Linked DNA regions of Homo sapiens: region 1 is linked to region 2. A link is a loop called in an ENCODE intact Hi-C map of the cell type or tissue named here. Cell type or tissue: PC-9. All regions are shown on one strand. Each heading gives the region's core, and the rest is flanking DNA. Links, peaks and the distances in the headings are about the cores only. Region 1 overlaps DNAJB9 (DnaJ heat shock protein family (Hsp40) member B9). Region 2 overlaps LOC124901722 (a long non-coding RNA gene).

Evidence for each region. Peaks named below come from ENCODE experiments on the same cell type or tissue, not always from the same donor. Only the 100,000 strongest peaks of a DNase experiment are listed, where the experiment ranks them.
Region 1: a loop joins it to region 2, with 9 times the contacts of the local background. A loop is called at or near these places in 5 of 110 quality-filtered maps.

Annotation. Positions count from the first base shown.
Region 1 is chr7:108,574,388-108,591,045 of GRCh38, forward strand. It overlaps DNAJB9 (DnaJ heat shock protein family (Hsp40) member B9), which reads left to right. Exons shown (of 3, transcript NM_012328.3): 3 at 1-463. Among named protein-coding and RNA genes, the nearest start is that of DNAJB9, 13 kb to the left of the region's middle. RefSeq lists enhancers at 4,609-5,119, 5,120-5,628 and a silencer at 7,664-7,864. In PC-9, for the core only: no CTCF peak of the experiment used is centred there; a DNase peak (open chromatin) is centred at 7,774; H3K4me3 peaks cover 280 bases; H3K27ac peaks cover 1,325 bases.
Region 2 is chr7:108,526,501-108,543,118 of GRCh38, forward strand. LOC124901722 (a long non-coding RNA gene) reads left to right here. Exons shown (of 2, transcript XR_007060473.1): 1 at 1-1,145; 2 at 2,951-3,282. It also overlaps a transcript of PNPLA8 not described here and a transcript of THAP5 not described here. Among named protein-coding and RNA genes, the nearest start is that of PNPLA8, 8.7 kb to the left of the region's middle. RefSeq lists an enhancer at 1-253. In PC-9, for the core only: no CTCF peak of the experiment used is centred there; DNase peaks (open chromatin) are centred at 2,001 and 3,141; H3K4me3 peaks cover 1,651 bases; H3K27ac peaks cover 2,500 bases.

The DNA.
Region 1 (16,658 bases), core at 6,620-9,119, 54 kb after region 2:
ATATTTACAACCTGATATTCGTTGTTGTTTTATTGTTAAAAGTTTATTATGCAACTCTGGAGGTATAGAGGGCATATAAGCTATGGGACATATGCTGATCACAGGCTATATTCATGAAGTTACTTTTGACCAACCTGAAAACTGATAGGATTTTGTTTGTCATTTGGTAATTTCTACTGCATTCTTACCATCCTTCTCTCACAAATTTTGATAGCTTGAAGATCTTTTTAATTATAATTTTGTTGTATTTGTTTCCTAGGAGCAAGTGTTCCTGCTGCCAGTTCTTTCCTCTTTAGGCGTGGTTGAGAAAAAGCAGAAACTTTACATAAAGCTGTATTTCTTAATCATCTTTAATTTGAAACTTAAGAAAATGAATTTATTCTGTTATATTTATGTAACTTATTTCCTGGAAGTTATATCTACTAGTTTTGTTTGATAATAATAAAATTAGCTATACCTTGAATTTTGGGCTGAGGATTATCTGTAGCCTATTTTAAAAAAAATCAAGTTTTGAGACATTCCAGTAATATATAAAGCAGAAGAGTGTGGCTTGGGAGATAAATCAGAAAAACCACAATCAGGATGTCCTGGAGAAGCTTTAAGGATTGGATTTGGGTGAGGGTGCAGAATTCATTCATATTAATTTATTGAAGAACTGCATTGGAAAGCTCTGCTCTTAGCTACTCCCTCCAGGTAAACAGTTGTTAACAAAAGTAACTTTTTCCTCAGGCAAGGGACTAAACAAGTCTTGAAAGAATGGGGTTATTTGGGGGAAGACTTACCCATTGAGGGTATTAGGGTGTGAGGTGAAGGCAGAGTAAAGGTGAAGTGAATTTTCACTTGAAGGTCAAGGGGGTGCTGGTGAGAAATGGCAGCACTCCCAGAGTAAAGCCTCCTTATGTTGGCTTGGTGGGAAACAATTTCTCTGCATGCAGACCACATACTCACCTGTGGGTACCTGCTGGTTAAAAAACCCTGACAATTTAGCCGGGTGTGATGACATGCACCCATAATCCCAGATACTCTGGAAGCTGAGGTGGGAGGAGTTGAAGGCTGCAGTGAGCTATGATTGGCCACTGCCTGACAATTTACTGAGAACCATCGCTTCTATTCAAAAAGGAGGTCTAATGCAGACACATAACTGCTGAAGAAACTGCTTTTCTCAGCTATCTGTGCAATTTGATCTAATCCTTCATAAACACATACTGATGTCCAAAGAATGTCAGACATTTAAGGAAAACTGATAGCTAGGAAAAGAAGCCCCAATGATTAGCCCTGACAATGTAATTCAGAGATTGAATTTAAGATTCTAGTATCAGATTTTTTTAATAGAATATTGCATCAACAGATAAGGACAGTTCTTGTCTTAACCTGCTTACTTCAGGATTTCTTTAATGATGGTGTCAGAACAGATGAAGTAATGTGAACTTACATTTGGTTTACATTTACATCTAACAACCAAAGTCAATGGGAGGTAACAGATGTGTGGTACATGTGTTTCCTACCATGCAGGCCTACTTTTTCCTTTGAAATTCATATTCTTCCTCATATCTCAACTTTGTTACTCAACTCCCTCGCAAACTTCTCTCCAGAGGTTGCCCTAATGTGGAGCTACCTAAATTTATTGTGCAGTTCTTTTTACTGTTACTCATTATGATACACCGTAACTGGTGAGCAGGATGGTGGGGGTGATTACATTCTTATGGAAAAAGACAAGCAATAACCATATGAATAAATTATAAACTGATAAAGTATGGAAAAAAAATGTAGCACAGGAGAGGAGAATTGTGAGGGCAGGCAGGTTGAGGATGTGTTGCAATTTTTGACAGGATTGTCAGTGTTGGCCTCATTGAGAAGGTAAATTTGAGCAGATGCTTGAAGGGAATTGTTTGTACTGAAGGTGGAAGCATATGTGGGAAGTTGTAGGAATGGCAAAGAAGTGCGCATAACTGGAGGCCAGTGAGCAAACCAGAGTAGAAGGAGATGAATTCATAGATAAGAGGGGTTGAAAGCAGCCCTACAGATCACCTAGGGCCTTGCCAACCTTTGTAAAGGATTTGATTTTGGAATGTGATATGGTGGCTGAGCTTGGAGCAGATAAATGACTTGATCTTTAAATCATTTTAAAAGGGTCACTCCACGTGCTTTGTTCAGAATAGACAGAGGGGCAATGGTGGAACAAGGAGAGAGTTTGGAGGCTATTTCAGTATTCTAGGATGAGAAATTGTTGCAGCTTGTGCATCGCACGAGGGTGGCAGCAGTGGAAGTGGTAGGAAGTGGTTGGATTCCAGATGTATTCTGCAAGTACAGCTACCAGGATTTGCTTATGGATTAGATGTAGGTGTGAAAGACAGAGGAGAAAACTATGATTCTAAGCTTCATGTTCTGAGTAACTGGAAATACAGAGTTGCCTTTAAGATGGGAGAGGCTGCAGAAAGAAATTTAGGAGGAAAAATCAGAAGTTCAGCTGAGATATATCAAATTTGAGATGATGAGTAAATGGGTGGAGATATGTCTGAAGTTTGGGAGAGAGAGTGAAGCTGGAAATATGCATTTTGGGATTGTCAAAACATGTGATACTTAAAACTTTGAGAGTAGATGAAATTACTGAGGGAATGTGTAGAGACATAAAGAGCAATTGAATAACTGAGTCCCCTGGTACTCTAAAAATGCAAAAAGAAGATGAGGAGCCTACACAGGCATCTGATAAGCAGCAGCCAGTGAGTAATGAGTTTTGTGTCTTGGAAGGAAGTGAAATAAATATATCAAGAAGTAGAAAGCGGCTGGGCATGGTGACTCACGCCTGTAAACCTAGGACTTTGGGAGGCCGAGGCAGGTGGATTGCTTGAGGTCAGGAGTTCGAGACCAGCTTGGCCAACATGATGAAACCCTGCCTCTACTAAAAATACAAAAATTAGCCAGGTGTGGTGGCAGGTGCCTGTAATCCCAGCTACTTGAGAGGCTGAGGCAGGAGAATCACCTGAATCCAGGAGGTGGAGGTTGCGATGAGTTGAGATCATGCCACTGCACTCCAGCCTGGATGACAAAGTGAGACTCTATCTCAAGAAAAAAAAAAAGAAAAGAAAGAAGTAGAAAGTGATCAACTTTGTAAAATACTGCCACTAAATCCAGTAAGACGATGATTGAGAACTAACCATTGTTGTTTTTAGCAATACTGATATCAAAAATGACCTGGATGCCAATTTCTATCAAGTTTTAGGGGTGAGCCTGATTGAAGCAGGTTTAAAACAGAATGGCAGCAAGATTAAGTGCTCTTAAATCATTTGACAAAACATTTGTGGACATAATTTTTATCGTGGACTTTTTAGTAGAGTATCAGCTATGATTCAATCCATGTAGCAATAGCTTATTCTTCAGAATGATGTTCTGCAGGAGTAAGAAGTATGCTATGAAAAAAAAAATCATGTTTAAATAGATTTGTGAAATCTGGGTTGGGATTCAAACCTTGCTAAATATGTTTCTTTTTAGGTGAGTGCTAGGGTTTGAATGGTTATGTCCTCCCCATATTCCTATAGTATTAGTAGATAGGGCCTTTGGGTAATTAGGTCAGGAGGCAGAATTCTCATGAATGGGATTAGTGCCCTTGTAAAAAGGGCCCAAGGGAGATCACTCATTTTTTTCTACATGTGAGGTTAGAGAAGATCTATGAGGAAGAGGGCTGTCACCAGACAGTCAATCTGCTAGTGCCTTCATCTTAGACTTCTTAGCCCCTAGAACTGTGAGAAATAAAGTTCTGTTTTTTATAAGCCACGCAGTCTATGGCATCTTGTTATGCAAGTCTGAACAGACTGAGACAGTGAGCTGCTCAGAATTCTCAACATACTAATCTATGTTGTGAATCTTTGGTAGCGATACCAAATATTGTTTGCCCAATTTATTGGACCATGGAAACATTTTTACTAAGTACCCTTAACCATATCCAAGTGTGCCACAGTAAAAGTTTGGTAAATACTGGCCTAAATAAAAGTGAAAAAAAATCATATAATAAACCTTTGGAACATGTGCATGAACACATACCAAAGCAAGGATGATAGCATATATTATGTTGGTACTTGTGTTGCATTATTAAAAAAAAAGTATTTGAATTTACTATGATTGAAAAAGATTATCCTATCAGAGCCCATTATGATGGGCTTTAGCCTACATTTCATCAACAAGCTTTTCTTCTTTTGATCACTGTTGTAGCTACTTGAATAATATTGTTTCCTCAGGAGTATTTTATACCTACAATAGCCATCATCAAGCAAATTATAAGAGGACTATTATGTAAATGAAAACTCCTTTATTATTCTCCCAAGAAAATAAAAGCTAATAATTTTTGTTGTTATAGTTTTACAATAAGACAGTATTTGCAGACAGAAAAATCAAACTGTGACTATTAAGATAAATGGGAAATCATCTTATAGTCTACTAGGGTTTGGATGTTTGTCCACTCTAAACCTCATGCTGAAATTTGATCCCCAGTGTTGGAAGTGGGGCCTAATGAGAAATGTTAGGGTCATAGGGGTAGATCCCTCACAAATAGTTTAATGCCCTTTCTCAGGAGTGAGTTCTTTATTAGTTCCCACAAGAGATAGTTGTTAAAAAGAGCCTGACACCTCCCCTGTTTCTCTCCCTTGGTTCCTCTCTCGTCATGTGATCTCTGTATACGCTGGTTCCCCTTTGCCTTCTGCCATGAGTGGAAGCAGTCTGAGGCCCTCACCAGAAGCAGATGCTGGAGCCATGATGCACAGCCTCAGAAGTGTAAGCCAAATAAACCTCTTTTCTTTAGAAATTACCCAGCCGCAAGTATGTCTTTATAGCTACACAAAACAAACCAAGACAGTCTAATCCTTTTGGTGGTGGCAGTGGCCCATCTGGAACAGCTGCTGAAGGAACGCCAGTTGCAGTGGAGGAGGCGAAGCCGGGCTGTGCGCTCCATGGAGACTGCAGGAGCCGGGAACAGGTGGGAGCCCTCTGCTCCCAGGCACACCTGCAGCCACCCTGTGCTCTTAGGGTGCCTGGGAAGACCCCTCCCTCTGCAGGCTTGGAAGTGCTTGCTCCCATTCCGTGGACTCCCTGCTCCCAGTGCCTGCTCCAATTTTGGACCAAAGTTGAGGCCCAGCCCACGTGCTGTTGCAACTTGGCCAGGTGTGCATGTGCTTGGGGTGGCACTGACACACCAGCTTCCTGCTGCCTCAGTCCTCACTGGACTTTGGGTGCCAATAAGCATGGGAGGGAGGCTGAGGTGGGGCTGAAGGTGGCTCAGCATGGGCCTGCAGGTGCTCCTCAGCATGGACAGCCATGGTGCTGTGGCCAGCATGTTGATGATGGCAAGAGGCAGACAGGTTCCTGGCAGGAAGGGGCCAGTCTCCAGTGAAACCTCTCCTTCAAGCCAGGAACAGTGTGAAGCCTGGGGGCTGGACTGCCAGTTCCAGGTGTAGTCTGCCTCCTGAAGTGAGAACTTATGGTGCTTTTTCCAGACCCCCTCCATGGCTAACCATGGACTAAGCAGCACACGCTTCCTCCCTTTTGAGCCCACAAAAATCCCAGATTCAGCCAGACTTACACAGATGTGGGGACTACCACTTGCAGGAAGGAGCTACCTACTTTGGGTCTCCTTAACTTGTAGGGACTACCTGCCTGTGGAAAGGAGCTACCCACTTTGGGTTCCCTGAGAGCTGTTCTGTTGCTCAATGAAGGTCCTCTCTGCCTTGGTCACCCTCCAGTTGTCTGCATACCTCATTCTTCCTGGACATGGGACAAGAACTCCAGATCCACCAAATGGCGGGACTGAAAGAGCCATAACACAAACAGGGCCGAAACACACAGCCCCCCATTTGCCATGTTGTGGGAGATGAAGAGAGAAGAGCTGTACCCTTTGGGGAGCCCAGACCTAGGGGCTCCCTAAGCCAGGGCTGTGACACCCTCTTTGGGGCTCTATAGTTCCTGGTGTCTCCAAGCTTCTGGGTGCCACTGTGTTCCCCTTGTCCAGACGTGAGTGCCTGCAGCAGAAGCTGTGTGTGGTACATCTGGTCCAGCTGTAGCCTTGCACAGAGCTGGCACCTGTGCCGGCACCCGGAGCTGTCCACCCCACCACAGCAGCTGGCATGCCTGGCTGTGTGCAGTGGCTGGACCCTATGCTTGCTCGCTCACACACCCCTCACCATGCTGCACCTGGCTTGCCCTTGGCTCATTTGGGATCTGGGCCAGTAGCACAAGCCGAGCACTGTCTCCATGGCCAAGTGGGCAGAATGACCCCAGTGGGTGTGAGCAATACTCAGGCAGAAGGGGCTGCCGGCCACAGAGGTTTCCAGCTGGCAAAATGACACCCCAAGGATCCCGTAACACTTTTACTCTACCTCTATACATATTTTGGTGAAATATCCTTTGGTTGTGCAAAATAATGTGATGAACAGAAACAGATTAAAATACTAATATAAATGAATAGTTAATTACAGAGTCTTGCTGGAATCAACAAATTTTTTTACTTTGCATATATGCATAAATGAAAAATTACTCATCTTGTACTCCATGTACACTTTTATAATAAAGTTTCCAGTAAGTGCCTACAAAATGGTCTCATGTTGTGGGAGAACCCAAAGGATTCACCAAAAAATAAATCATTAAAAAAGGAAAAGAAATGAAAAACAACAAATCTAGAAAAGCAACGTATAGAGTTTTGTTGGGAAGAGTTGCAAAGAAATGAGCAGTATTTGGTGGGGTAGTGGGGTCAAAAGAAGTTTCCTTACTAAGCAGTAATAATTAGTTTAACATATTTATGAAAAATAATATCAGGTGCTGAAATGATGGAGCAGTGTCTTCAAAGATCTGAGGGGAAAGTGCTTTTGAACTGAGGCCTAAATGGACACATTATTAATAGAGGATGAGACCAAATGAATGCATTTTGAAAATGTAAGAACTGAAAGATTACCACCCACATACCCTTTATGAAAAAAAACTGGCTTTTATTCTACATGGCAATGTACAAAAAAAGGAACAATATTGAGGACAAGAGATGATGGCAGCTGAGTTATACACCCTCAGGAGAAAATAAAACTAGAAGGAAATTGAAAGTATATATTAGAATTTGACACTTGGAAGTTTCTTTTGGGAAACAAGAAATATTTTGTTTCATGGATCTAGTTGCTCAATTTACAATGAAGTTGTTTGCATTATTATATTATAAATGTTTTCCAATCAGTGTGTAAACAAAGAAGGGAGGATTTAATTATATTTATAGGATAATCATGTGAAATGCACCTAACATATCAGGAAATGGAAGGAGAAAGGAAAATGGAAGGTGAAGTGTAAGAAAAGATTAGTGTATTAATTCTATTATCTTTCATAGTAGGTAATCAATTGACTCTGTCTAAAGTTATAAATCAAAGACTGGTGATTTAAGCACATTATTTTAAATTTTAATGACAATCGGAAGATCTGACAACAGACACAGGTAACATGATAGCTTTTAAGGAATGTGACTGGGAGTCGGGAAGATTTACTTTGCATTTTACTTCAATTTGTAATGTTTGAATTTTTGTTTGTGAATGCCTGATTCCCACATTAGTGTATTTTTAAGGAAAACAACAACCACAAACCCTGGTGTATCAGTGAGGATGCCTGCAGCAGCAGGTAACAGAAAACCCTAAACTAAATTTAATACATAAAATAAGCTGAGCAATAAAAGACTTACTTTCTTCTCTAACAAGAGGTACAGAGGTCAGGCAGCTCCAGGAATGGTATTCCAGGAATCTGGTTTTGCTTCTTAGTAGCTGTGTTGGCTCTGACCTCTCTGTGTGTTGGTCGCATCCTCAGGCTGGTAATAAAATGGTTGTTATGAGAAATGAAACCTTTTCTAGAATGTCCTCACAACACTTTCCCTCCCATCTTTATTGGCCAGAAATGCTACCTGTTGCTACAAGTCCATGCCCAAACTAATCACTAGTAAGGGGAATATGATGACCACAATTGATGTAGGTCAACAGTTAAGACCCAGAATGGTGGTCTGGTCTAGTCTCCCCTGAAACTCATCATTACATGGAAAAGCGTGGTGTTTTAGTCTGTTTAGTGCTACTACAACAGCATATCACAGACTGGGTAGCCTATAATAAAGATAAATTTGTCTCTCACAGCCCTGATGCTGGGAAGTCCAAGATCAAGGTGCTGGCATCTGGTGAGGGCTTTCTTGCAGTGTCATAACATGGCAGAAGGTATCATATGGGAGAAAGAGAGAGAGAGAGAGAGAACTCAGCTTTTTGTGAGGGAACTACTCCCATGATAATGGCATTAATTCATTCATGAGGACAGACCTCTCATGACCTAGTCACCTCTTAAAGGTCACACCTCTCAACATTGTAACATTGGGGATTAAGTTTCCAACATACGAACTTTGGGAGACACATTCAAATGGTAGCAGGTGGATACCAAGAAAAAAAGACATTATATTATAGGGGAATGAGAGAAGGATGTGTATCCTACAACCAGTTGAATATTAAAACTTAAAAACAGACCTCAGTGGTTTTTAAATCTTTATTTTCTTTATGATTTCTTCTTCACTATTAGATTATTTAGATGTTTTTAAAAAGGATTGGGCTCTTTTTGTACCCATGAATGATGGCTGGGTTTTTTTTTTTCAGTTAGAAACAAACCTCACCTTAAGTACTGTGGAATCTTGGCCTTGGTAGATGACATTTTTGGTTCCAACTATTTGGGACAGATTCCAAAGTTTCATGATGTAATAATTTATGATTTTTTTGAAGTATAAAATTGAATTGCAATTGTATGCCTTAATAGTCTACTCTTCACTCAGGTAGTAAGTGAGCATAGCTACCAATTCAACATCTATGTATAAAGATGTCTTTGGGTGGTTTGTAAATAAAATTATCTTTATCTTTGGGTAAAGATTACTTTATGTAGGCATTGATAAATGGTGTTCATTACATTAGAGATCCGAGTGTCTTTAATCAAGGTCAATACTATTTTTTTTTTTTTTTTTTCCTGGAATTGGTTGTGATCATGGCTCCTTTACTCAATCAAATCTTTTGCTGCCCACCTTTCTCCACTCTGCCTCATCCTGCCATGGTCACCTAAATTTCCCTCATCAATTTGAATACTAGCTTTGAATTTGAAACTACTGGCCTTTAGGGAGTCAAATCTACACCTGGATTATTTCCCTTAGCCTTGGCCCTGGAAACTCCTTGTTTTCACTCTCTCCCAAACAACTGATGCTGTTGAGGTCCCAAGGATGCCTCTGGTCGAGTCTTTTTGAGTTGTGACACATTATGCAATTATCACTCACTAAATCTGCAGTTTCAATCAGTATTGCAGACACTTTCAACTATTCAACTTTAGGATTAATTTCATATTATTTAAATATAATTTCATATAATAATTACCTGAAGAAACATTACATGATTCATTCCATATATTAGGGAAAAGTCATTACAATTCTCCACTGACATTTCACAATTTACTTTTAGTTACAACTAAGTGTATTAATATGTAGGTAATAATTTAAAAGTATTACAATATTTTCTTGTTTTAAGTAAATTTTACCTTAGCATTTTCTAAATGGTTATTCTAGGATAGGTCTTAAATTACATATTTCATAATTAGAAATGGAAGGAATGGTGTTTGTTAATGAATATCATTTGGTTCTTCTATTGATTTTTATCTTTTAGGTAATACTGGTTCTTATTCTCTGACACATAGATCAGTAATATAGGCCCATGTAAATCTGGGACATGAGATATGGAGAACAACATTTTTCTTTGCTTCTCAGGGAGGGTTATGATCCATTCATCTCTGTTCCCTTCTCTGTGTAGGTAAAAGAGTCTATTAGTCAGCATCAGTTAATTGATGTTGTGATAACCACCCCAAAATCTTAGTGACTTAGCACTATAAACATTTTTTTTTCTCATTCATACAAAATCTGCTGTGGGTCCAGGTTTCTTTCCATGGCAGCTGTCTCCCACCTGATGAGACATCAGTGCTGACTCATAAATTGTGGCTCTACCAGCTTAATGCAAGGCTTTTTTGGCTATCAGAGAAAGAAATAAGAGTCTCCCATTGTCAAATGCTTTGGCCCGGAAGTGACACATATACTTCACCCCACTGGCCAGGTATGGTCTTATGATGCCATCTAAGAGAAGGGATCTGGAAGTATAATCTTCTATGTGACTGGGAGGTAGAGTAGAGTTGGAAAATGGTACATGTTAGCAGTATCTACCTCAGAGACGTACTTTGTAGGTCACAGAAAATTTTTCAGGAGACAGATGATCTCCAATTTTGCAACACTCAATATACACATCATACTAATTGTGTGAAAGTAAATAGGCCTACACCAATGGAATGTATGTGTTTTCTATACAAGAATAGAATAGGTAAGGGCAATAGAACATGCTAGAGTAAAATATATTTCAAATTCATTTCCTTAAATGATGGAATAGTACTATCAAAATTAAATATTTCTAATAACTTTATTATAGATAAATTCTATATTTTGTATTTTTGCATAAGAATAGCTGTAAACCAGCATTTTTCCAAAGTGTGCTCTATTTATGTTAAATGAAAATAGGAATTTTATAGTGAAGTATGGGAAACTCCCAGTTTCAAAAATTTCCTTATTACATGAAGATTTCTCAGAGTGGTTAATATACTAATTTTCTTTGGATGTCCTGAAGCAGATATAGTATGAGGCATTTCTAAATATATATATATACATATATATACATATGTATGTATATATGTGTGTATATATATGTATATATGTGTATATGTATATATATGTGTATATATGTATATATGTGTATATATGTATATATATGTGTGTATATATGTATATATGTATATATATATGTATATATATGTGTGTATATATATATGTATATATATATATTCAAGAAACCTTTTTTAAAGGAGCATCTCTCTGGACCAATTAGGTAAAAGAATAATTCTGTGTAATGCTCTTCGGAAACTCTAGACTAGACATACCTTTAAAAACCTAATTAAAGAACTAACTTTTGTAGTAAGGGTAAGGGCAAACCCCTAAAAACTTTACTTTAAAAGCTTGCCATGAACAAGTGTTAGGATGAATGTTTCTCATGGAGCTACTACGGGCACTAAAGCAAATTTACTAAAAGAGTGATTTGATGAGAAAATCATGACCTTAAAGTGCAAAGTATGTGTGTATAGTATTACCTTGCTTTTGTTTGTTACGAACACTAGGAAACTCCAGATTAAAGTTAGATATTGGTCCTAAAGACAGAATACTTGTGATTTAAGAGACACAATATGCATCCATCTTAGTGAGCATGAGCATAAAAGTCCTTCTTTTCTTATTCCTGGAGTGCTTATTAACTTCTGTGTTTGCCTGCCACCTGGAAAATGATATAAAATTATGAATATAAAAGGCTAGTACTGGGGAAGTTAGAAACTTCACCTAGATGGGAAAAAAGGGCAAAGATAATTGCGCCCACTCATTCATAGCTGGTGCTCTTCTTTCTTCATGAAGAAATTGAAGTAATCTAAAAAGAATTCCCCAAGTTTCCCCATCATCCTTCCATAGCAGTGGCTTCACTTTCTCTGCCTTTCTGTAAGTCCCACTATCAGTAACAAACTATTAATAATCCCACTTACAGCTGTCCCCTCCACTGTACACTGGATCACATCACTCAGGGCTTTCAAGGGCACTGCTCCAGAGATTATTTCCCTCTCCCGTCTCCCTTCTTCTCCTATGTTACTTTTTTTTTCTTTCCATTCAATAATTCCCCAGCAAACAAACCTGTTGCTATTTCTGTCAACAAATTTTTCTTTGGACCCCACTTATTCAACCAATTGTGGTCTCATTTCTTTGCTCTCTTTTGTAGCAAAACTTTTCCTAAGAGTTTTCAATCCCACCATGCCACCAAAACTTCCCTTGTCAGGGTTATCAATGAGCTGCACATTGTGAAAGCAATGTCAGATAACGAATAAATCTGTCATTTCTCTGACTTAATCTTACATACACTTCAACACTTTCCTCCTTGATAGTCTTTCTTTACTTATGTCCCAGAACACTGATCTCTGGGTTTTTCTTTCCTCCATTGGTTGCTTTTTCTCGGTGTCTTTTGTTGATTCCTCTTCCTCTCCTTTGCATCTTCTCAGTTCTGATTCTTTCTGTCCTCTCTCCCCTCCAGTTCTTTCTTATCTCCTCCTTTTCCCTCTTCTCCTTTTTGAGTCTCTTCCCCTTCCCCGTCCCCATTCCCTTTCCTTTCCTTTCCTTTCCTTTCCTTCCTCTTCTCCTTTCATCACTTCCATTCTCTTCTACTCCTGGTTATACTCGTTCCTTTGGTGAACTCTTTCATCCCATAGTTTTAACCATCAACATGCCTGCCACTTCCAAATTTTTATCTCTAGCCAAGATTCATATATTAAAAACTGCAGATTCATATATCCAACTGTCCACTTAACATGTCTAATGTGGTATTGTGGATATTCCAACTCTGACCTGCTCCAGCTCAGCTGATTGTAAAGCCATCCTTCCAGTTGTTTAGGTTAAAACCCCAGAGTGATTCTTGATTTCTTTCATGCTCTTAGCACTCACACTCCATAGGCAATCCCACTGGCTTTGCCTTCAATGTATTTTCAGTATCTGACAGCTTCCTTTCAACTCCAATGTTAGTACCAGCATCATCTTTCATAGGGATTATTAGGTAAAAGAAAGTTTTCATTCTCTACCCCTTATTAGTCTGTTATCAAGCCAACAATGAGAGTTATTCTTTTTAAAGGTACATAAGAACTTGTTATCTTTCTGCCTAAAGCCTTCCATTTACTCCCTCCCCATTCCCAGTAAGAGCTAAATCATTTACAATAGTCTATGAAGTCCTACACAATCAGCTTACCTTCCCTTTACCTCACTGATTTTATCTTTGACTGCTTTTCCCCTTTGTATTAGCCAGGGTTCTCTAGAGCAACAGAACTAATAGGGTATATATTATAAATAAGGGGATTATTAAGGAGAATTGACTCACATGATCACAAGGTGAAGTCCCATGATAGTCTGTCTGCAAGGTGAGGAGCAAGGAAGCCAGTGGTGGATCAATCTGTGGCCAAAGGCTCGAGAACCCCTGGCAAACCACTGGTATAAGTCCAAGACTCTTAAAGCTCAAGAACTTGGAGTCTTATGTTCCAGGGCAGGAAGCATCCAGCACAGGAGAAAGATGAAGGCCAGAAGACTCAGCAAGTCTACTCTTCTGTCTTCTCCTGCCTGCTTTATTCTAGCTGCACTGGCAGCTGATTAGATGGTGCCCACCCAGATTGAGGATGGGTCTGCCTCTCCCAGTCCACTGACTCAAATGTTAATCTCCTTTGGCAACACCCTCACAGAACATCCAGGAACAATACTTTGCATCCTTTAATCCAGTCAAGTTGACACTCAATATTAACCATCACACCCTTCTTCATTCTGTACTAGCCAGACAGGAATCCTCACTCTTCCAGGAACACGCCAGGCTTGCTTTCTCTTTAGGGCCTTTGCACTAGCTGGTTCCTCTGTTTGGAGCATTCTTGATTATACAGCCAATCCCTTCAGCTTCTTCCAGTCTTGGCTCACCTGTCACCTCTTCAATGGGGCCTTTCTGGCCACCCTATTTAATACCACACTGTGTCCCTCCTCCCTCACACTCTCCATCCCTTTATCTTACTCTGTTTTTATTTTCACACAGCACTTATCACCTTATTTCATTACTTATTATGTTATTATCTGTTTCCTCCTGATAGAATATAAGCTACTTGGAGGTAGGGATCTTCCACTGCTGTGTCTCAAGTGCCTATATCTGTGACTGGTATAGGGTAAATTTTCCATAACTATTTAGTGAATAAGTAAATTCGACGTCATATGTGTATATCTCATAATTTGATTTTCTGAAAAGTTACAAAATCCTTTACTTATATGATAAACTAGACTCATCTGCATTGGGACATCTTCCTTATACCAAATAAATGATATCTGTTAATAAAGATATTGGGATACAGGTTTAGTCATCCACAAATTTTTTTTAAATTTTTTTTTAAATTTTTTTTTTTTTTTTTTTTTGAGATGGAGTCTCGCACTATAGCCCAGGCTGGAATGCAATGATGTGATCTTGGCTCACTGCAACCTCCACCTCCTGGGTTCAAGTGATTCTCCCGCCTCAGCCTCCTGAGTAGCTGGGATTACAGGTGTGCACCACCACACCTGGGTAATTTTTGTGTTTTTAGTAGAGACAGGGTTTCACCATGTTGGCCAGGCTGGTCTCGAACTCCTGGCCTCAGGTGATCCACCCGCCTTGGCCTCCCAAAGTGCTGGGATTACAGGCGTGAGCCACCGTGCCCACCTCACAATATGTTTTTTTAATCCCAAATGATAACATCTCTTTTTCTATAACTTTTCTATCATTATTTTTCTTCCAGATATTTTAGTGTGAGAAAATAATTTTCTGTTCAAATGCCATTGTCCAAACTGTCAGAGATACTATCTTATAAGGAATTATTATTGGAAGGAAACAAAATCAGTTTATATATCAATACTGGTGGATCTTGAGATACTTAGAAAACTAGGTCACATCCCCTCAGTTATGAGATCAGAGGGGAACTTAAAAGAAAGAAGACTTTTACCTTGTTAGAAAGTTAAAATCAAGTGTGAACTCTTTTTATGTAGACATCTTCTGTGTGAGTTTATTTTTTAAGGACTTTTATTTATCTTTTTTTTTTTTTTAAGAGACAGGGTCAGCCAGGCAGTGGCATGATCACGATCATAGCTCACTGCAATCTTGAACTCCTGGGTTCAAGCCATCCTCCAGCCTCAGCCTGGACTGCAAGGCATATGCCACCACACTTGGCTAATTTTTTAATTTTTATGTTCTTTTTTTTTTTTTTTTTGTAGAGACAGAGTCTCACTATGTTGCCCAGGCTGGTCTTGAATTCCTGGCCTCAAGTAACCCTTGCATCTCCACCTCCCAGAGTGCTGGGATTACAGGCATGAGCCATCATGCCCAGCTGAGGACCTTTAAAAGAGCAACTCCTCCCTGTCTCAATTCCTCTGAGCTGCTTGTATTGGCACAGTGACATGCAATTGAAATTTCATTTTCAAGCCATAATAAATGGTATACTGAAAATTTCCCCTATTTGTTAGTTACAAACAAAACAATTCTGTCTTTTCCTCCACTTCTAGAATATTTTCAAATTGGTCATATAGGAGGTCAAAAGAAATCTCTATGAATTCATGTTTGACAATCTATAAAGTATGTTTCAGCTGGGACTGCTAACAGAAAAGACTGATGTGAACCTGATATCACCAATGGCTACTTTATGGGACCTGAAAAGAGCTTCATAGAGGATTTCAGAGCCATTTAGCCCTAGGTCCAGCTGTGCCTGAAACCATCTTTCCTTGAACACTTCAGTTATATGAGACAAAAAAGTCTCCTTTTCACTTAAGCCAATTTGAATTGAATTCTAGCACTTGCCACTCACATGGACATTTTATCAAGTGTCAAGGGCAACAAGGAGTTACACTGAGTTCCCCCAGAGAAGGAAGGAGAAAGATAGAAGCACAAGGGAAGCTAATGTTTAGATCACAAGATAGAAACTGCTGCCCAGGAGGAGAGAAAAAACCCCTGAGGTTGGAAGAACGCAGGGTGTCTGATTAATGAATGGCAGGGCTATCCTCCCACTCAGCTGCCCTGGAGGATTCCACAGAAATGGCACATGCATGCCTGTGATTTGTTCCTTAAGTGCCTCAGCCTTAAGAGCAGTAGTAATGCCTGTGACCAATCCTGTGGTCAGTGTAGGGTATAGGGCTCCCAAAATATTGTGCCATGGCCTAACAGGGTTATCCAGTTGCCTCAGTGTGCTGTAAATTTTTTTTTCATTTTTACTGTATTCCCTGATGTAAAAAAAGAGATTGGAAAGCACTAGAAGAGGATTGCCATGTGAGGTTTCTATCATAGAGCTTGTAGCAGACAAATCATCATCCCCCAAAGATGTCCATGTCCTAATTCCTAGAACCTGCGAATATGTTGGGTTACCTGGCAAGGGGGAATTAAGGTGGCAGATGGAATTAAGTTTGTTAATCAGATGGCTTCAAAATAAGGAGATTATTCTGGATTATCCATGTGGACCCAGTGTAATCACAAGGGTTTTTAAATGGGAAGGAGGGAGACGGAAGAATTAGAATCTCTGGGAGATGGCATCATCCTGAGAAAGACTGGAGCTGCCCTTGCTGGCTTTGAAGATGGAGGAAGGGGCCACTAACTGGGGAATGCAGCCAGCTTCACGAAGCTGGAAAAGGTAAGAAAATGAATTCTCTCCCATGGTCTCTAGAAAGGAAAATGGGCCTTCCTGACACCTTGACTTTAGACCAGTGAGGCCCACTGTGGACTTCTGACCTTTGGAACTCTAATGTAATAAATCTGTGTTGTTTTTGTCCACTAAGTATGTGGCACATTGTTACAGCTGCAATAGGAAACTCATAAAGTGTCCTATGGATGGAAGTTCTGTGCTTGATGGCAATGCGGGCAACAGCAAGAGGATCAGTAACAATGATGACAGATGTGGACTAAGGGCCAGGCCTGCCCAATTTTGCTATTATTGTGTTAGTCCCAGGATTCTTGTAGATTTCTCAGAGGGATGGCAGGTGC
Region 2 (16,618 bases), core at 911-3,410:
GCGGGCCGCTATTCCCTTTCAGCAGAGATAAGCCTCCCTCTCCGCGTCCCTGAAGCCCCTGCCTGCGCTGAGTTCCTTGGAGCTGGGGGCTGCGATACCAGTCTCTTGGAGGGTGGTGCCCGGCGCGGCCGCGCCCCTTTCTCTATATCCATTCCTGGGCATGGCCACCCAGACTAAATGTCACTCAAAAGCGAGTTGACATATATTACTGTATTGGAAGTTAGCATAAACCGCCCCACAAATGGTCCCACACGTAACACATCTTTTTAAAATTGTGGCATTTCATACGTACCACAGGGGCAAACTACAGCCCTCAGGGCAAATCCAGCCCACCGCAGGTTCTGCTGTACTAGGAGCTAAAAATGGGTTTCACATTTTTCAAAGGTTAAAAAAAAAGTTTTGCGACAGATGACAATTATATGACATTCATATTTGTGTCTGCTTTTTAAAGTTTCATTAGAACATAGCTTTGCATTCCTATACATGCTGTTAATTAAAGCTTTTATACTACAATAGCGAATTTGGGTAGTTGCAATAGCCCCTTACCCTCTTGAAGTGACCTTGCAATTACGTTGAGGTCGGGAAAACAGATCAGTTTCAACTAGTTATCAACCTCAAAATGTTATCAAGACTTATACTGTACTCTCAAGGCTTACCCACTACCCATGGGTATGTATGCTTTAGCCCCCTGTAAGGTTATTGTAAAGTCCTTAAGGAAGGGGATTCTTTGACCTGTCAAATGTAGTGGATGTTACCCTGATAGTTGTGTTGTTTTGATTTTTTTAAATCAAGGAGGGAAAGCCAGCTTGCTATGTTCTTGGGACACAGTGTCTGGATTATGTACATCATAATGCCTGGTAAACCCCAGCAGTGGATAAGCCAGACATGTTATTTAGCTACAGGAGAGTTAAAAGATGTATGCACCAATTAAGCCTTACAGGCGTGTGGAAGGAGCTTTAGTTTTTGAGACAGATTCCTCCTTGTTGCTAAAGAAAAATTATTCTGACACTTGTTAAAATGTCAAGGAAGACATTTAGAACTATTGCAATAGGTGCCATGACTATCACCATGGGGGAGAGAGATTGGCCTCAAGTTTTAATACAACAAAAACAGCTAGGATTTATAACCAGCAAGCAGACTGAGGGGTCAGTTCATGGAAAATTACTAAGAAGTGATATCAAGGGTCGGGGATATTCTTGTTAAAGTGACTTACAAGATTCTTGCTGAAGACAGGCGGAGATGATCAATTATCAAGGCTAGGAGATACTCTCTAAACTGACTTTGCAAGATTCTTGCTAAAACTGGACTCAGCAGGCCTAAGACAGGGGCCCAAGGATGAGGCCTAGTTGGGAAGAGGGCTCAGAGGAGCCTAACTAAAGTATGGTCAAGGAGAGAGCACCACCATTCCCTCTCCGCTTATGCTCTTTCATCCCCTAATTTAGTCAGATGTTATTAAATATCCAGATTTTCCTCCCATGTCAGAAATTTTCAAATAACGCCCAATTCCTGCTTCTCCATTCTTATCCTTCCTCTCCCTCCCTTGTCTACCACCATACCTTTAATCAGTCATGAAGTCTGATGAGTTTTACCGCAGAATTTCTTGAATCGTTCCTCTGCTCCACATTCGCATTTCCACTGCTCTAGTTCAGGCTTTCATCCTTGCTCTTCAGTTTCATCTAAACTGGTTTTCCAGCCTGTAACTAACCTCTGACCCAGTCAGTCTCTTCTGTGCAACCACGGTAATCTTTTGAAAGTGCAAGTCCAATCGTGTTTTCCCGAATTAAAAAGCTTTTGCTGGCTGTACATCTTCACAGAATATACCGAATGAAATTATAGGTTCTGACCCTGCTGACCTTCCAGCCTTTACTTTCACCACTTGCCTCTCACTCTCTATCCTCCAGCCACACCTGTACTTCCCCAGATACTCTTGTTCCTTTTCATACTTAGTGCCTTGGTCATGCTGTTGGCTTAGCTCCCCTTCCACCTTGTCCTCCTAAAGATTTGTTTGTCCTTCAGCCAGGAAAATCTTACCTCACTACTCATAGAATGAATCATTCCTTCCACCTGTGCTCACTTCTCTTATTGCCCTTGCTGCACAGTATTATAATTTATTTGTTTATATGCCTGCCAGTTTCCTGCAGTCAAGGAGCGTAAGGTAAACTGTATTGTCTGGATCTAGCGTAACATCCAACAAATAGTAGACTCTCTAAAATTCTGTATTATTGAATTGATTTTTAGTTTCATTTAGATTACTAGTTTGATAAGTTAAAAATGGAAAATAAAACCCATTTATGATTCTTTTGATGTTGGGCAGTTTTGAGACAAAAGAGAATTATATTTAATTTCAAACAAATTCAGTAGTATGCAAAATTGGAGATTATCTTGTGTATAATAGCAGACTAATGCCTTCAGGAAATCATCTATACTTGAAATAATGCTAAATACAGTAATTGTTCAACGCTATATTCTTTGGAAGCTGGGTAAAAGAGACATCACATTGCCCTGTATCAGTTACTTGCTATGCTCATTCTATTTATAAGGTTTATTATTGATTTATCTATTTTAGCTCTTCTACATCCATAGTCACTCCTTTCTGGTCTGGTTCATAGCTTTTTAAAAGAGCTGCTAATATCTTTATTGTTCAAATAAAACTTAACATTATAACCAAAATAAATTAAGCCATATTGGTGCAAGATATCTCTCCAGATCACCTAAGGGAGGGATATGCCAGAAAATAATTCTAGAAGAATAATCACCATGGTAGGCTGAAGAATGGCCTTCTAAAAAATGCCCATGCCCAAATCCTTAGAACCTGTGAATATGCTACTTTACATGGCAAAGGGGACTTTTTGCAGATGTAATTAAGGGTACAGATTTTAAGAAAGGAAAATAATCCTGGATTATCTCTGTGGGCCCAATCTAATCACATAAATCCTTAAAATCAGTACAGATGTGGCAAAGCGAAAGTCAGAGAGATCAAGATAATGAGAGGAACAATTTGACAAGGAATGCAGGTTGCCATAGGGAACCAAGAGCGGCTCCTGACTGACAGCCAGCAAGGAAATGGAGACCTCAGCCACACAGCCGCAAGGAGTTGAATTCTGTCAACAACCTAAATAAAACTGAAAGCACACTCTTCCCCAGAGGTACCAGACAAAAGCTCAGGTAAGCTGACACCTTGATTTCACCCTTATGAGACCTGGAACAGAGGAACCAGTCAACTCTTGCTGGACTTCTGACCTACAGAACTGTGACATAATAAACTTGAGTTGTTTTAAGCCACTAAATTTGAAGTGTTTTGTTTCAGCAGCAATAGGAAATTAATATAATTATCTTTATATAGTTTGAAAACATGAAAGCAAGGATTTTCTGTTTTGATCCTTAGCACCAAGGCACAGCAATTATTAATAAAGTGTGGCCCGGAGCGTTGGCTCATGCCTGTAATCCCAGCACTGTGGGAGGCAGAGGCGGGTGGATCACCTGAGGTCAGGCGTTGGAGACCAGTCTGGCCAACATGGTGAAACCCCATCTCTGCTAAAAATACAAAAATTAGCTGGGCGTGGTGGCGGGCACCTATAATCCCAGCTACTCAGGAGGCTGAGGCAGGAGAATGGTTTGAACCCGGGAGGAGGAGGTTGCAGTGAGCCGAGATCGCGCCAATGCACTCCAGCCTGGGTAACAGGGTGAGGCTCCGTTTGAAAAAGAAAAAAAAAAAAGTTAATTGTTCAGTAACTATTTGGTGAGTGCATATTGAAAGAATTGAATTTATTCATTCAGCCATTATCTACTGAGTGCTTACTATGTGCCTGGCACCAAGCTATTTGCTGGAGGTAAAAAATTGAAGCACTGTCACGGAACTCAAAATATAACCTTAGGTAATAATACTATTAATGTAGAAAGAGCACTAATGGAGACATGAACTGGATATTATGAGTCTAGAGCAGGAATACCTACCCCAGCCTGTGGTGTTGGGAAGGAACTTCTGAACCAAGTCTTAAAAGATGTTGCTAGCAAGACAGATGGCAGTAGTGGAGTGGTAAAAGTGGGAAGAGAAAGGAGAGAGCTTTACAGAGAGAAGTGATGTTTGTAATAAAAGGCAATAAGGCAGGAAAAAACATAGTGCATGAAGGGAACTATGTGTTCCATGTTTGTACTGGAAATGTAATATAAGGATTGGGTGAGAGCTGAAGAACTTGGACCTGATCTTCTGGGTGATCAGAACCACTGTCAGATTCTAAGACAAAAGAATAACATGGTGGAATTTAAGTTTTAAGTACATTTTTTTGGTACCATGAGAGGGCAAGATTTGAAGAAGATGAGGAGTCCTGTTGTTGTCATATTTACTGTTTTCCTATTTAACCTTTTAATAAAAAAATCATTCTTTCTCCACCTTAAAAACTGCCTTAAAGAATTTGCCTATTTATACCTGCAGTTCAGGCCTCTCTATCAGGCTTGAGACCAGTTTATCCAGCTTCCTGCTGGGACATCTTAGAGGAACTAAACCAGTGGGAAATAAACCAGTTATATATAAGGTGATTTTCTGGGTGAAGAAAGAATAGTTTTATTAATAGACAGGTTATAGCTAAGGTTTTGGCACAAGAGTAGCAACATAAAATTAAGATATTAAGGACACATAATTGTATTTTCTCCAACTTACTTTTGAATCTGAGTTAGATTTTACCTTTTACCTAATACTTTTGTAGGTTATTCCATGCCTTGCTTATTTCTATGACAACTCATCCAGTTGAAAAGTTGGAATAAGTCTAAAAATGCCCCCATATTCAATTGCATGTTAATTTCTTTTCTTTCTTTCTTTTACTTTTTTTTTTTTTTTGAGTCAGAGTCTCACTCTGCCGCCCAGGCTGGAGTGCAGTGGCGCGATCTCGGCTCACTGCAACCTCCACCTCCCAGGTTCAAGCAATTCTCCTGCCTCAGCCTCCCAAGTAGCTGGGATTACAGGTGCTTGCCACCACGCCCAGCTAATTTTTGTATTTTTAGTAGAGACGGGGTTTCACCATGTTGGCCAGGCTGGTCTTGAACTCCTGACCTCAGGTGATCTGCCCGCCTCTGCCTCCCAAAGTGCTAGGATTACAGGTGTGGGCTACCACACCCGGCCTCTTTTACTTTTTTATTTGAGATGGAGTTTCGCTCTGTTGCCCAGGCTGAAGTGCTGTGGTGTGATCTTGGCTCACTGCAACCTCTGCCTCCCAGGTTCAAGTGATTCTCCTGCCTCAGCCTCCCAAGTAGCTGGGGTTACAGGCATGTGCCACCACTCCCGACTAATTTTTATATTTTTAGTAGAGACAGGGTTTCACCACGTTGGCCAGGGTGGTCTTGACCTCCTGACCTTGTGATCCGCCTGCCTCAGCCTCCCAAAGTGCTGGGATTACAGGCATGAGCCACTGTGCCCTGGCGCATGTTAGTTTCTTATAGGCAAGTATCAATGTTTGCATTGCTTAACTTCAGACTTAAGGCAAGGTTGGAGTCCTGTCCTCCCTCACCATTTACTGGTTGTGATACTGTGGGCAAATAATTCCCACAAGCCTCCCTTTTTTCATTAGTAAAATTTTCAGTATCCCAATTCAGTAATGTAAGTGCATTATGATCTATGGTCAGAGAATGAGGTACTGTGATCAAACAGCATGGTCAGACTACTCCAAACCCCTCAACAGGGTCCTAGTGTGAAAACAGCATCTCTCATAGAACCACAGAATTTGTTTTGGGGAAAAGTTGTTCACGGAAGGAGAGAAATACAGGGCAGAAAAACAAAAAGGCCAGGCAACACAGCAAGCAGATAAACACTGGTTGGAATGTATGAATGAACCAGTGCCTAAATGCGATGGAGCAAGTAGCACTTTTCCTTTAATGCCAATCTATAGTTTCAAAGAACTTAGAGGTTTGTTGGGGACCAACAATGTTTGGAAAGGACAGTGCCAGGGATGAACATGTGCTTTACTGTAGGCAATACTTAGATTCCAGTTCTAAGCTTTGCCACTTATTTGAACAAATTACCCAACTTTTAAGTCTCAGTTCCAAAAGCTGAAAAAGATATCATTTATGAGGACCTTTTCAAGGACATTTGGACTCAGTTTGAGACAGAATGTCTATTTTTTAAAAGGCAGCAATACTTGCTTATATTGTATCATAAAATCATTCAAGTATAGACGTTACAGCCTATGAATCAGAGTTATTATTTTATCACTCCCAAAACAATAGTGAGCAAGATTCATAACCTCTCTGACTCTTACTTTTCTCATCCAATAAATGGGCACACTAATACTCATAAGGTTTGTGGAGGATTAAATGAAATAATACATGTAAAATGCCTAGTATTTATAAAACATATTTCTTGTACACATTTAATGACCTGATTATTGTGTTAGTCTTTGAATATGCCCTAGTCAATAAAACAGATAGTCCTAGCCCTCGTGACCTACACAATTTTGTAGAATGCACACAGAGGATAAACAGTAAATTTGGCTAATATTATTGGCATACCAATACTAAATGGGGCTGAAAAGAAGTTGACAGTGTTTCCAGTTATATTATTTGAAGTAAGAGGCTAGCTTGAGTCAATGTAGTAGGATGCTAAATTCAATTCAAAAGAAATGGCATTTGTGAGCACCAACTATATGCAAAACAGTGAGCTAGATATAGTTCCTGCCCTTGAAGGTTTGGTAGTCTTATAGAAGAGTCAGATGTCTACAGTCACCATGAAACAAGGAAAAATGAAATGTGTTATGTAACAGAAGAACCAACAAAGTACTGTGAGAATTCAGAGGAAGCAGTTATTGATTCCAAAAGGGGGTTAGAGATGGAGTTGTCAGCTTTAGCAAAGTAAACATTGCATGGAACATATTCATACTAAAAATATTATTTGTTGTTTATCTGAAACTTAAATTTAACTGAAATACACATCGTGTATTTCATCTGGCCACCCTAATTAGGGAGAGCTGTTGGCTGCTGAAAAAGGTACATTTTATACTATTTTCTGTATTTAAAGCAACTGCTTCTCCAACTAACAAAAGAAAAGAGTAGTAGGACTATATATTTGAGTGTATAGTCTCTATTGACTACATAGGTCATTATATTTACAGAGTTTTAAAATTTCCACCAAACTTTTTGGCTTCACTTTATGCCAAGTAGAAAATTGAGATGTATATATTCCATATAACATATTTTAAATCTAAATAGTTCAAGATACTTTGTTTTTAATTTTGTAATTTTTGTGGGAACATAGTAGGTGTATATATTTATGGGGTACATGAGATGTTTTGATACAGGCACGCAATGTGAAATAAGCACATCATGGAGAATGGCGTATATGCCCCCTCAAGCATTTATCTTTTGAGTTACAAACAATCCAGCTACACTCTTTAAGTTATTGTAAAATGTAAAATTAAGTTATTATGACTATAGTTACTCTATTTTGCCATCAAATAGTAAGTCTTATTCATTCTTTCTATTTTTCTTTGTACCAATTATCCATCCCCACCTTCCCCCAACCCCCTGTCCCCCACTACCCTTCCCAGCCTCTCGTAACCAAAACTCTAAGATACTTTCACTAGATAATTTATTTAGCTTTATAATACTTATACAAATATCTTACATTTCTTTTTAAGCATCCTAATTAAATAGTATTTATTGCTGGTATGTTAATATGGTAAAGATTGAACCACTCTCAAGGGCCATTCAATTAGACTTTAGAACAAATTGGTATAGTTCTAATGTTTGATTAAAAAATAAAATTTTGGGGATATTGGGACGTGGTATAAACTCAACTAATTCTCACTAATTCCAAAACAACTCCTTGTACTGGTTACCCCTATACAGCTCTTCCAGCTAGTATTAATGTGATGCATGCGATTGGCAAGTTCCTGTGGTTGCTTGACATAGGCTTTAAATATGTATATTCAGAAAGTAGTTTTACAGTTTACCAGGTATGATCAATCTTTTGGGAAATGAATTCACTCTAATCAGACTCATAAGAGATTTTAATTAGCCAGAATGTCAACATCTTTGCTTACATTGAGAGATGGGTGGTTTTTTATTAATATTTGCTATCGAGGACATTTTTTTAATTTTTTGCTTAAAAAAAATCAAAATACCTGGGAAAGAGGCTGGCACAGAAAAGTGGTTGGGAGAGAGTGTTCACAGAAAACTTAGAAATAGTTGTGGTAGACATTTTCACAAGAAGTCTCTCAAAGTTTTTCTTTGTTTTTAGGTCTGTGTTGGCAACATTTGATGATTTTTTTTCACTCTTGCAGATCAAGGATAACTGTGGTTTAGATTTCCCTATTTACAGCCCGGTGTGGTGGTTCACACCTGTAATCCCAGCACTTTGGGGAGGCCAAGATGGGCGGATAATGAGGTCAGGAGATCGAGAACATCCTGGCTAACACGGTGAAACCCTGTCTCTACTAAAAATACAAAAAATTAGCCAGGCATGGTGGTACGCGCCTGTAATCTCAGCTACTGGGGAGGCTGAGGCAGGAGAATTGCTTGAACCCGGGAGGCGGAGGTTGCAGTGAGCCGAGATCACGTCACTGCACTCCAGCCTGGGTGATAGAGTGAGTCTCCGTCTCAAAAAGAAAAAAAAAAGATTTCCCTATTTACATAGTTGATTTTGCTAACTATTATGTTTCTAAAACCGTGTATTCCTGGGGTGTTTGGATTTACCTTGAAACGTTGGACTCAATACGTGGTTGCTTGCTTAGCTTGTTATTGGTCACAATTTTTTTAAATGAAATATTCTGTTGTAGTCCATTTTTCACACTTCTATAAAGAACTACCTGAGACTGGGTAATTTATGAAGAAAAGAGGTTTAATTGACTCACAGTTCCGCAGGCTTTACAGGAAGCATGACAGGGAGGCCTCGGGAAACTTACAATCATGACAAAAATGGGAAGCAAGCCTGTCTTACCATGGCGGAACAGGAGAAAGAGGAAGAGAGGAAGTGCCACACATTTTTAAACCATCAAATCTCATGAGAACTCAATCACTATCATAAGAACAGCATGAAGGAAATCTGCTCCCATGATCCAATCACCTCCTACCAGGCCTCTCCCACGTGTCAAGGATTACAATTTGAGATGAGATTGTAACTGACTTTTCCATATTTGTCTCTTTCCCTCTCATTCTTTCTCTCAATCTCGCCTGCCCCAACTCTTGGATAAGTGTTTAGAAATGTCAATCTCCTTTTTTAAAACTTTATCCATTTTTGCCTTTTTACTCACTATATCTTCATCTTCTTTAACATGTTTTCCTAACAGATAATAATCCCTAAACTATAATTTACAGGTTAATTTCACATTTTTCTTGATTCTTTCCTAAGGACATACAGAGATGCTATGCTCTTTATTTTCACCAGTGAGGTATTTATAAACTTATAAATCATGTGGTAGGAAGTTACTTCTCGAAAACCTTCCTTTTGATAACTAATCTTCTGTATGATATATGGGTTTTGTTGACTTCAGTCTTAGGAAGTGACACTTCTGAACTTTTTCTTTAGAGTAGGAAGTTTATCTTAATTGGGGGACTCTAACTTTCTACTTGTAAAATGCACACATAATTGTAACCAAGGAATAAAAGAAAAAACTAGAATTTTAACAGGATGTGTGTTATATTTCCCAACATTATGGAACTTAAAGTTTTCCTAAACTTCATTTTGAGGATGAGAATAACATTAATAGAATAGTCATAGCATTTAGGAAAGACTAAAATAATTAAGATCTGGTGACTATATTTACTTCATTTTGAATTTCACAATTGAATTTCACTCTGTTGCATGATTTGCTTTTTACTAATATTAAAATATAACTATTATGACATAGTAACTTTTAAAATCTCATCTGGTTCTCAGTTGCCTATTAATGATATTTAGAACCATATTATCATTTAGACTTAGCAGTGATCCTAAAAATCATCTATTCTAAATCTGTTACTTACAGATGAGTTCAATATTTCAGTGATACCCAATGAGATTAAATGACTTACCCATTTGCACATACCTAGTGAATTCAACCAAGGTAGGAGAATACATGTATTTTAATTCTTAATTTTCCTTTTTCTCCACTGAACTTTGATGCTTCTAGAATATAGGTACTATTATGAATTATTTTTGTACCAAAATTGAGCTTTTTGTTTTAAGCCAACTTTTAAAATATTTTGCAGTTTTATGAAACAAGAACCAATATTAGCTGTGAGAAGTGACAAAGTATTGTTGAATTTCTTACTAAGTTTTTGGACTTCTAACAAACTTAATTAAAAATATAGATTATAAAAGAAAATAACAAATACTTTAACAAAATAACAAAATTAAGTCAACTTAATAGAGGCACCAAGCAGCAGAAGCAGTATTTTTAAAATACAGAATTAAAATGACGTGGCAGTTAGTGTTTGTCAGATGCAAAGAATTACTGTTAGCCTTCTAAAAATATGGATTTCCAGACCTTGCTCCTGGGAGTTCTAATTCAGAATGTCTAGGGTGGTGCTGTCAACACTATATGACCGAACAAGGGATTTATAACTTTTTGGTTTACAGACTCTTTTGGCAATCTGGCAAAGTCAGTGGAACCTTTCTTGGAATATCTTAGCTTGGACTGAGTGTCCACTGTTGGGGGTTCAGGTAGGTTTGACGAAGGAGAATGTCAAGTCCCTCAGAAGAGTACACGTTTGAGGGCTGAGTAGCCCTGAGCAGGAATTCACTCTGTGGCCAGAGTGTGTCCAGTGAGCTGGTGAAATTGGTAAACTGAGAGAATTTGATTTGCAACTGGGCTGAGGTGCTTCTTGGGAGACAAGGCAATTCAAGTGAAGAAAGAGCCAAGCACTCTGAGTTTGATGCTGTAACAAAGCTGAACAAAGCCTGGGGTGCGGGATAGCTCTCTGTATATAGACTGATAGTTATAGTGAAGTGTTTCTCCAGTTCATGCCTCGAGAACAAAGACTGTCAATAAAAAGTGTAAGAACTCTTCTGTTAAACCTTGTAACTTGTTAGGAGCACAAGTGGCATTGCCACATGTGACATATAAAGCTGGGGCCCATTCTGTATGAGGACCCACAGTCCACCACTTGGCCACCAGCCATGCACAAACCATGAGAGTAGAAGAGATGTCTTATGGCAATTCAGGCTTAAAGTGGTTAGGGAAGAGGTTAGCAGCAGTATAGAAATCCTTCATCAGCAGATGGAGTCATGAATTTTAGTCTGTTTTGTCCACTGCTGAATATTTTGTGTTTATAATTGTGCCATTCACTTACTAGGTACTCACTGATTATTTGTTAAATAAATAATGAAAAAACAAACTAATGAAAGAAGCAATGACTTTATAGCCGCAGGTTGGTTAGTGTTAGAGAAATTTAGGTTACAACAGACCTTGTATGATAATACTAAGTCACTGCTTCTAAAACCCAGATCCAGGAAAATGTCAAAACTGAAAATTTTAAAAGGAATTTCAACAGAAAATCCAGATTAAGGGTGGATCTGCTTTCCCCAGCCCACTGACTCAAATGTTAATCTCCTTTGGCAACACCCTCACAGACACACCCAGGATCAATACTTTGCATCCTTCAATCCAATCAACTTGATGCTCGGTATTACTGGGAGCACAAGTCATTTAGTATTGGTAATCACATCACAGCATTTATTACTGGTGAAAGAATTGTTCTATATTCTGGGTTTGCAGCAGTAAGACAACCAGGAAAAAAAAAATCTGTTCTCTTAAAGAGAGAAATTAATTCCAAAATTTCAAAAAAAAAAAAAAAAAAAAGGTATGTAATGCCAGAAAGTAAGAAATGGTATGAAGCTCAAATGCCCGTGGTCTCCACTCCTGCCACCCTGCCTTCTGTCCCCCAGCCTGCACTGATGGCCTCATGGGGAGTTCCCTATAATCAGCTGACAGAGGAAGAGAAGACTAGGGCCTGGTTCACAGATGGTTCTGTGTGATAATGCAGGCACCACCCGAAAGTTGACAGCTGCAGCACTATAGCCTCTTTCTAGGACATCCCTTAAGGACAGTGGTGAAGGGAAATCTTCCCACTGGGCAGTGGTGAAGGGAAATCTTCCCACTGGGCAGAACTTTGAGCAGTGCACCTGGTTGTACACTTTGCATGGAAGGAGAAATGGCCAGATGTGCAATTATATCTATATTACATCTACCATCTATGGACTCACGGAATGCCTTATCCACCATCATGTTATTCCACACAGCATTGCCTCTGACCAAGGCACTCATTTTATGGCTAAAGAAGTGTGGTAGTAGGCTCGTGCTCATGGAATTCACTGGTCTTACCATGTTCCTCATCATCCTGAAGCAGCTGGATTGATAGAACAGTGGAATGACCTGTTGAAGGTCACAATTACAATGCCAACTAGGTGACAGTCCTTTGCAGGGCTGGGGCAAAGTTCTCCAGAGAGCCATGTATTCTCTGAATCAGCATGCAATATATGGTATTGTTTCTCCCATAGCCAGGATTCACGGGTCCAGGAATCAAGGGCTGGAAGTGGAAGTAGCACCACTCACCATCACCCCTAGTGATCCACTAGCAAAAGTTTTGCTCCCTGTTACTGTGACATTACGTTCCGCTGGCCTAGAGGTCTTAGTTCCAGAGGGAGGAACGCTGCCACCTGGAGACACAATGATTCCATTAAACTGGAAGTTATGATTGCCACCTGGACACTTGGGCTCCTCCTACCTTTAAGTCAACAGGCTAAGAAGGGAGTTACAGTGTTGGCTGGGGTGATTGACCCGGACTATCAAGATGAAATCTGTCGACTACTCCACAAGGGAGGTAAGGAAGAGTACACATAGAATATAGGAGATCCATTAGGGCATCTCTTAATATTACCATGCCCTGTGATTAAGGTCAATGGGAAACTACAACAGCCCAATCCAGGCAGGACTACAAATAGCCCAGACCCTTCAGGAATGAAGGTTTGGGTCACTCCACCAGGAAAAAAACCATGACCTGCTGAGGTGCTTGCTGAAAGCAAAGGGAATACAGAATGGTGGTAGAAGAAGGTAGTTGTCAATACCAGCTACGACCACGTGACCAGCTGCAGAAACGAGGACTGCAATTGTCATGAATATTTCCTTCTTTTGTTAAAAACACGTTTATGCATGTATACACTTGTACTAAGAAAACATCTTCATTTTATTTCCTTTCTCCTTTATCATGGGACATAAGATTTATTGACTTCACATCAGCATTTAAGTATGTTAACTTTATGTAATAGTATTTGGGTTGGGGATTGATGCGTTTCTGGTTGTACAAAGAATAGTCGTATTATGTTAGGAGTAATTATGACCTTATTATTGTCTTTACTTAAAGATTATGTATGATCTCAGGAGATTTGTATGGGTTCAAGTTGACAAGGGGTGGACTTTTGATGGTTAATACTGAGTGTCAACTTGATTGGATTGGTAGATGTAAAGTATTGATCCTGGGTGTGTCTGTGAGGGTGTTGCCAAAGCCCACCCTTAATCTGGTGCATACCATCTAATCAGCTGCCAAAGCAACTAGAACATAAAGCAGGCAGAAAAACATGAAAAGACTAGACTTGCCTAGCCTCCCAGCCTACATCTTTCTCCTGTGCTGGGTGCTTCCTGCCCTGGAACATCAGACTCCCAAGTTCTTCAGTTTTGGGACTTGGACTGGCTTTCCTTGCTCCTCAGCTTGCAGATGGCCTATTGTGGAACCTTGTGATCATGTGAGTTAATACTTAATAAACTCTCCTTTATATATATATATATATATATATATATATATATATATATAGATGGATGCATGTATAGATATATATGTGTGTATATATATAATATATGTAGCTATCCTATTAGTTCTGTCCCTCTAGAGAACCCTGACTAATACAAATGCCCATTACGTATTTGTTGATAAGAGAATTAATTAATCCTCCAAGGTATGGGTGGGAGAAATAGGTTCCACAATGCATATGAATAGTCCACAACGTGGCTTTTGATCTATACATCTATTAAAAAAACCCAGTTTTTATTTTATTATAACTTTTATTGCATCACAATGCAAGTATAAGCCATAAATCAATTTAGTCTGCTCAGTGAATATCTCTATATTTTACTAGTCTCAAGTGATAAGATAGCTTTTCTACTCATTTACTGACCATGATTGCCAAATACAAGACACTCCACTAATGACATAGATTTTTGTGTATTCTGAGAAATGAACTCTAACATGGTCATGAACTTATTTAGCCATTAAAGTTTTTTTTTTATTTTCTTGTTTTTTTATTTTTTTGAGACAGAGTTTCTCTCTTGTTGCCTAGGCTGGAGTGCAATGGCGTGATCTCAGCTCACTGCAACCTCCACCTCCCAGGTTCAAGCAATTTTCCTGCCTCAGCCTCCTGAGTAGCTGGGATTAGAGGCACCTGCCACCATGCCCAACTAATTTTTTGTATTTTTAGTAGAGATGGGGTTTCACCATGTTGGCCAGGCTGGTTTTGAACTCCTGACCTCAGGCGATCCACCTGCCTTGGCCTCCCATAGTGCTGGGATTACAGGCATGAGCCACCATGCCCAGCACCATTGAGTTTTAATATATATACAATTTAGTATTTACAAGCCATTTTATTTATAAGTGTGCACTCTAGTTAATGACTTTTGTTAAGGCATTTGAAAAATACGTTGAAAATTGTTCTTTGGAGCTAAAAATAAGGCTGGAAGTTTAAGTTGTTCAAGTCAATTTCCAGTTACTCTGCTCTTTATTTTCTCTAGTAATCTGAGCAATTTGGCAACACCACTTTAGAGCTAACATGAAAAGACCTAGCTTTATAGAAGCATGGCATCCATTTGAGCCTAGTAATAATTTTTAATATGCCCCAAGGAGATGAATGTTTAATGGCAACCATTTCTATTTAAAAAAAAAAAAAAAGAATGATCATTCCTTGAGCAGAAAAGGAATCTATGAGTTTAGATATTGACTGTATTTTCTGTTGCTATACAATTATTCTGCATTAAAGAATTAAAAGGAAGATTAAAAACTCACAATAGACACATTCAATTACTTCACGTATAATTTCCAATTAAATAAGTTCTAACTAAACCAAATTAGTTGTTAGGCTTTTACCAAAAGTAATTTATGATCCAGGTGGTTTAAAAAGCGCTAGAGACTTGATTAAATTTAGCATTCTTATGTATATGCTCACTTTTGTTGTTTTGCTAATGATTCTCTGCAAAAACAGTTGCAAAGCTCAAAGTAACTTTTAAGTTGTATGGGGCTCTGTAGGCATCCAGTGAAAAGGTCTTTAATACAGCAGTAAGACAGAATTCCTCAAGAAGCAAATCCCCTGTTGCAGGTTCATTCAATCATATAAATGCATTTCAAAGCATCCTGAAATTGAGCCAGCCCATTATGTTTACCAGCTAAAACTTTACAGCTTAACCCTTAAGTTACAACTGTAATATTTCCTTATATGTGAAGATGTTTTTCTTTTCTCTTCAAGATGACATTCAATAATCTGACAGTCCTGTTCATTGCAGCACCTTGAACACAAAAATAAGTCTGAATTGGCTGAAGATCAGGAAAAAAAACCCTTAAATTCAAACAAATGTTTTGGCAAGAACTTTCATAGTTTGTCGAATTTGTATTGCTATTCTGTCACTGTGGAGGGGATAACAGAATTGCTTAGGATCTATATCTATATCTATATCTAGATTTAGATATAGATATATATTATGTAGCATGGTGGACTTGAGTGGCATTTTTCCAGGTTCTTTCCCAACTAATTTGTAATATCACAAATGTCTATAAGGCTAGATGGTAAAGATGTTTGCCTCCATTTATAAAATAATCATGGCACTCAGGTTATCTTTTTCTGCATAACAATCCTGAAACTTAGTAGTTGAAAAAAACAAGCATTTTATTATATTTCACAATTTCCCTGGTCAGATATTTAGGCATGGCTTGGCATCTTCTGTTTCTTTTTTTTGTTTGTTTTGTTTTGTTTTTGGAGACAGAGTTTTGCTCTTGGTGCCCAGGCTGGAGTGCAGTGGCACGATCTCGGCTCACTGTAACCTCCACCTCCTGGGTTCAAGCGATTCTCCTGCCTCAGCCTCCTGAGTAGCTGGAATTACAGGCATGTGCCACCACGCCCAGCTAATTTTTGTTTTATTGGTAGAGACAGGGTTTCACCACATTGGCCAGTCTGGTCTGTAACTCCTGACCTCAAGTGATCCATCTGCCTCGGCCTCTCAAAGTGCTGGGATTACAGGCGTGAGCCACTGTGCCTGGCCAAGCATCTTCTGTTTCATATGGCATTGACTGAAGTCACTTAGTGGCATTCAGCTGGCAGATGGGCTGGTCTGGAGAATTCAAAATGGCTTCCCTTACATATCTGGTGCCTTGGTGGGAATGGCTAGAAGACTAGGCTCAAAACTTTTTTTTTTAAATTTAATTTATTTTATTTTATTTTTTTGAGATGGAGTCTCGCTTTGTCACCCAGGCTGGAGTGCAGTGGCACGATCTCGGCTCATTGGAACCTCCGTCTCCCAGGTTCAAGCAATTCGCCTGCCTGAGCCTCCCGAGTAGGTGGGATTACAGGTGCCTGTCACCACGCCCGGCTAATTTTTTTGTATTTTTAGTAGAGACT